2 separate regions of the Mus musculus genome follow, and region 1 is linked to region 2. A link is a loop called in an ENCODE intact Hi-C map of the cell type or tissue named here. Cell type or tissue: heart. All regions are shown on one strand. Each heading gives the region's core, and the rest is flanking DNA. Links, peaks and the distances in the headings are about the cores only. Region 1 has its middle 94 kb from the start of Auts2. Region 2 overlaps Auts2 (autism susceptibility candidate 2).

Region 1 (2,920 bases), core at 155-2,654, 140 kb before region 2:
CCTGTGCTGGAGAGGCATAGACAGGCAGCATCCTGGAGCTTGCTAGCCACCCAGTGTAGCCAGGTTCAATGAGAGAACTTGTCTCAAAAAAATAATAGTGATGGATGAAGACACTCTACATCAATCTCTGGATTTTACATACTTGCACATACTCATCTACATTTATATGTGAATATATTCACACACACACACACACACACACACACACCAGAGAAAAGCAACTTAAGGATTTTTAAGGATTTATTTTGACTCATGGCTTTATTGTGAGGAAGGCGTTGAAGGTGGGTCTTCACCCATAGTGATGGGAACTTGCATCAAGACTTCTTGCACACATAAAGTGGAAAATTTTGGTTTCTTCGGAGACTCAGTTGGTCTTTTCTTTTGGAAACCGTCATATGAGAGGATATTTTTGCCGAAGCAGACATAGGGGAGGATGTTTGCTAAGCACAGGCGTGTGGTGTTTTTCTGGAGGCAGCCTGGGAGAAGGGCGTGTGATGCTTTGCTAGAGCAGATGCTTGAGAGAACAGGTGATGTTTGGAAAGGATATAAATATAGCCCAATGGACAATGGACAAGGCTGGATGGTATTGGTATGCCTTACCATTCTTTGCTGGTCATTGTCATGACTTCATAGAGAAAAATGCACCAAAAAAATTCTGGTGGTGTTCTGGCAGCTTCTTGTTGCTTCTGAGGACTCAGGCTATTGGTAGAGCCTTGAGGTTTCTTCTGGATCGACTGAACTGCTGATATCCTGACCACGTAGATTGAATTTGCTCCAAAGATATATTTCTACACAGGTCCACATCCTCCTTTGCTCTAATAACCTTCCCTTTCAACTGTCTCTGGTGGCTGGTGGGCTAGAAGGGAGGTTAAGGTACTCAAGAACCCTTAGTAAAAGTAGGGTTTGAAAACTCTAAGCCTACACATATGGGTAAATCAGGAAGCAGAAGAGACTGGAAGCAGTGTCCACAGTGTCCTACCTACACCAGCCAGGCCTCCACAGTCTCCCTCAACAAACACCAGATTGAGACCAAGTAGTCAAACACATGAACCTGTGGAGCCATTTCACATTGGAACTTAGCAATGGGATCTTGCAAAGATAGCTTCTAACTACCTCTGTTGAGGCATGCTTAGTTGAAATTATCCCTCAAGGGTCCTGTGTTGGAAGATTTGTACATGATATATCAGGAAGTGGTATACAGGGGGTTGTGGGAGGTCCCTAGGTCATATAGAGATAGTCCCTCTAAAAGGAATTGTAGTGGGGCTGAAGAGATAACTCAGTGGTAAAACACAGATGCTGTTCTTACAGAGGAGTCAAGTTCAGTTCCCAGCACTCACATCAGGCAGCTTTCAACTATGGTAACTCCAGCTTTGGGGATCTGCTGCCCTCTTCTGAATTTTGCAGACATCGCACTCACTTGCACATGTACACAGAGGCACACACGTAATTTTATTTTAATCTTGTTTTTTAAAAAAATAAGATTTATTTTTATTTTTTATGCATTGGTGTTTTGCTTGAATATATGTCTGTTTGAGAGTATCAGATCCCCTGGAACTGGAATTACAGTTGTGAGCTTCTATGTGGATGCTGGGAATTGAACAAGAGTCTTCTGCAAGAGGTCTTAACCACTGAGCCATCTCACCAGCCCCCCCCCCTTTTTTTGCCTACATGTATGTCTGTGTGAGGGTGTCAGATCCCCTGAAAATGGAGTCACAGACAGCTGTGACGGACCATGTGGGTGCTGGTAAATGAACCCAGGAAGAGCAGCCAGTGTTCTTACGCTCTGAGCCATCTCTCTAGCCCCTATTTTAATCTTTAAAAATAAAATGAAATTGTGGGACCTGAAGCCCATGCTTGTCTCCTTTTCTGTTTTCCCCAAACACGTTCCCTGAGCACTTGATTCTACCAGGCAGTTATTCTCCCTTGAAGCCTTCTTCAGAGCTGAGCTGATGCCAGCATCGTGCCCTCAAATCTCTGAAACTGTGAGCTAAATAAACCTCTTTTCTTCATAAAGTTAGTGCACCTCAGCTTTTTCTATTTTATTATAAAAAAAAACTAATCTGGGACCCCCTTCTATTTCCTAGATCAGATTACTTTCTTTTTCAAAAATGTAGATTTTGTTTCCCAAGCATAGCTGAGCACAGTACTTTTGTTTGGGAGCAATTCTGCCCCCTTTTCTTTGTGCGATGAGTAGAACTACTCAAATTTTTTGGCACCCAGAAGATCATGAGTCTCAAATGCTGGACATTGAACTATAGGATCTTTTACTTTCATTTCTTTATTTTGGTTTCACTTTAGGCTGATTGTACTACACCCTGGTTCTTTTCTTTTCAAATAAGAAATCGTATAACGTGGTTTTGATTTTACAAGAACTGACAGATGAAATATTTTAGATTTTTTTTAAAAAAGACGCTGGACTTTTAAACTGTTGAGAAATTTTAAAGATCGTGGGACTTTTAAATTTGATGGTGTTTTATGTTATGATATTGAGATCTTGGTGGCAACAAAGACAAAGGTTATATATAGTTTATCCCTGGTGTGTTTGTGTGTCAAGTTGAAAAAGCTTGGAGAATTCTATTAACTTTTATTGTCAACTTAACAAAGCACAAATTCATCTGGGAAGAGGGAACTTCAACTGAAGAATGCCTAGGTCAGGTTGTTCTGTGGCCATGTCTGTAAGAGATTGTCTTCAGTAATGACTGATATGTCAGGGTCTGGCCTACTATAGGAGGCACTATCCCTAGGCAAGTGGTCCTTGTATGTGCAGGAAAAAAAATAGCTAAAATGAGCCAAGGAGTGTCTCCCCACAGGTCCTGCCTTATACTCAATGATGGATTGTGACCTGGAAATGTAAGATGAAAGAAAAGCTCTCCTCCCCAAGTTCCTTCAGGTTGTGGTGTGATCACTGTGACAGAAAGCA
Region 2 (2,920 bases), core at 218-2,717:
TCTCTCCTTATCAGTCTCAGGGTTTGTAGAAAAGAGAGCGAGGGGAGAGACATGTGGTAGTTGTACAATTGGCTGTTTTGTGTTTATGGCAGATGCAGACGGATAGTTGGGAGCTCTGGTTTTAAGTTTTGTGCAATCATCCCTTATAGCTTCTGTCCATTTTACAGATTGTCATGAAGAACCATGGATTGGATCTGGAGTATGACTGAGATACTTTGCTAGGTGCTGTGAATAAAGAATGTTGGCACGCTGGAGTAGGAACATCATTGGTTGTGGCTTTCTGAGCATGTGTGTGGACTTACTGTGGAGGCTGGCTGGCTCTTGATTATTTATACATGTGCAGGGATCAATTCTTTTTTTCTGAGGCAACACACTTTTTGTCACAGCTTCCCCCCACCCCCCAATTTTACATTTATGGATGACTAAGATTTTGCCAAGACATTTTAGTTAATATTCAGTTTTTATTATAGGTTTGTCTTTTAGCAAAAGGAAAATAAAACCCAAGAAATCAGACTAGGCCACTTTGAAGTGTGCTTACTGCATCTACATTAAAGACTTAAGAGTTGTGAAAAATAACGGTAAATTTGATAATTGGTCATTGTGGGAGGAAAATTTTGTTAGGTAGAGATACGATGAAGTGACTCTTTGGTGCTGGCTTGTCTTTCCGAGATGAAAGGGATTCCTTTCAGGGCATCCTTAAAAATTATGTTCCTTAGTGCCTTAACTAGGAGTGAGTGTCCACCACTGTCCTGTGAGTCACATGCTTGCCAGGGAAGAAAGGGAGCCATACCTGGAACAGCTGGTTACTCTGAGGGCTTCTGCATCCAGGAGACCAGAATGGATGATGGAGGTGACATTTTACTAGATTTAAGACACTTTGACCTTGGGACTTTCAGTGTCTGGTAGAGTGGAGGCCTTGAGCACACAGGCAGCTTCCTGGCATTTGGTTTATGCACACTTGGATTGCATATCTGGATCTGCCTATTATTTTTCTTAGGCTAAGGAGGGACAATTGCTGTCTCCCCTTCCTCCGTGAGTATCTTTGACTGAATCTCATGTAGGCTTTGCTGGCCTTGAATTTGCTATGAAGCTGAGGATGACCTTGAATGAGTCTTCTGGAATGCTGGGATTACAGTTCTACCCACCATGGTCTGGTTTATGTAATTAATACAGGGCTTTGTGCATGCTAAGCAAACACTTTACCAACTGAAAGACATCCCCAGTCCTAAACCCAGTTCTTTTTTTTTTTTTTTTAAAAGATTTATTTATTTATTTATTTATTTATTTATTTATTATATGTAAGTATACTGTAGCTGTCTTCAGACACTCCAGAAGAGGGAGTCAGATCTCGTTACGGATGGTTGTGGATGGTTGTGAGCCACCATGTGGTTGCTGGGATTCGAACTCCGGACCTTTGGAAGAGCAGTTGGGTGCTCTTACCCACTGAGCCATCTCACCAGCCCCTAAACTCAGTTCTTTGCTAAAGAAAATCACATTTGTTTTTTTTATTGTGTGTGGAGGTGTACACACACACACACACACACACACACACCCCAGAGTGTGTATGTGGACATAGAGGACAACTTGCAGGAGTCAGAGCTCTCCTTCCACTACATGAGCCTGGGAATCAAAGTTAGGTCCTCAGGCTTGGCAGCAGGTGCCTTAATCTGATGAGTCATTTCCCTGGACCCAAACTCAGTTCTTTATTTAGCCTTTGTATTAGGGCAGCCCTGGACCTGTCCTGTCTCCAAAGATGAAAGAGCATTTCTGGTATGGGCCAGACTGGGAGCATGAACAGTTATGATTGATTAATAATGGCTTTAATTTGCTTTGAGGAAGAAAAGTGTAACTAGCCCACTGGATGAAGAGAGATAGTATCTCTAGCACTCCTCTGTATCAAGTATTTGGTGTTCTGTGCCTGCATAGCACTTGTCTTTTCAAGAGCTGGGGTCATTGACAGCACGCTTCTTGAGTTTCAGAACATAGTGGAGTGCATGTTTGAAGTCAGAAATGTAATTTTCCCTAAGTATAGTAAGATTCACCGTAGTTCTCCGTACATGCATGCACATGCTCACGCAATTGTGGGCTTTTATTCTGGCTCGGCTCCTTGAGGAGCTGAGGCCCTCCCTTTTGCTTCCATTGATTCTTGATTGCACACTTTTCAGAGTTACCTTTGTTAGGCAGCAGCTGTGGGAAGAATGTGTGCTTATTTTGTATCTGTGACCTTTACTCCTGCAGTCCCTCTGACCTGAGACTCACCCTGCCTGCCACCTCCTCTTCCTCAGCCCCAGCTTTGTTCTTCTGGGCCTCATGTGCACACTCCCATAAAAAGGACCTCCTTGCTTCTTTCTGTCTCAGCTTAGAAATGATTTCAGCTAAGGATGTTCCAGGCTTGTTGGAGGATAAGAAGTGAATTAGAATAAGGAGGAAGAAAGGGATTTATTTAGGAGGCAGTTAGACAACTTATGTCTTCTCTTACAGTTTCAGGCACTTTGGAATTATATTTGATGTCAGCTTGTTGACCTCTGACTCCTCTTACCTGTTGTCTGTGCTTTCTTGCTGCTCTTCCTTCTAGCCCCCGCCTCCAGCCCCCATTACGTAGATACACACTCTTTGTACTGCCTTTTAATTCTTTTTATTAGAGCTGGAGAGATGGAAGGTTAAACGTGTACTGTTCTTGCAGAGGACCCAAGTTGGGTTCCCAGTACCTTTGTAGTGTGGCTCACAAAAGAGATCCAATGCTTTGGACCTCTCACGTGCGCACGCACGCTCACATACACACACACATGTACAAAATTTAAAAGATTTTGTGTGTGTGAGTGTAAGTTCTGGTGTACATGCCATGGTGTGGTTGTGGAGGTCCAAGGACAACATCCAGGAGTTGGTTTTCTCTACTGTGTGTGCCCTGAGGATTGAACTT

The links. Peaks named below come from ENCODE experiments on the same cell type or tissue, not always from the same donor. Only the 100,000 strongest peaks of a DNase experiment are listed, where the experiment ranks them.
Region 1: a loop joins it to region 2, with 2.4 times the contacts of the local background. A loop is called at or near these places in 2 of 42 quality-filtered maps.

Annotation. Positions count from the first base shown.
Region 1 is chr5:132,635,610-132,638,529 of GRCm38, reverse strand. No RefSeq gene overlaps it. Among named protein-coding and RNA genes, the nearest start is that of Auts2, 94 kb to the right of the region's middle. In heart, for the core only: a CTCF peak has its summit at 1,394 (motif pointing left); no DNase peak of the experiment used is centred there.
Region 2 is chr5:132,491,005-132,493,924 of GRCm38, reverse strand. All of the region lies in intron 1 of Auts2 (autism susceptibility candidate 2), which reads left to right. Among named protein-coding and RNA genes, the nearest start is that of Auts2, 51 kb to the left of the region's middle. In heart, for the core only: no CTCF peak of the experiment used is centred there; a DNase peak (open chromatin) is centred at 1,664.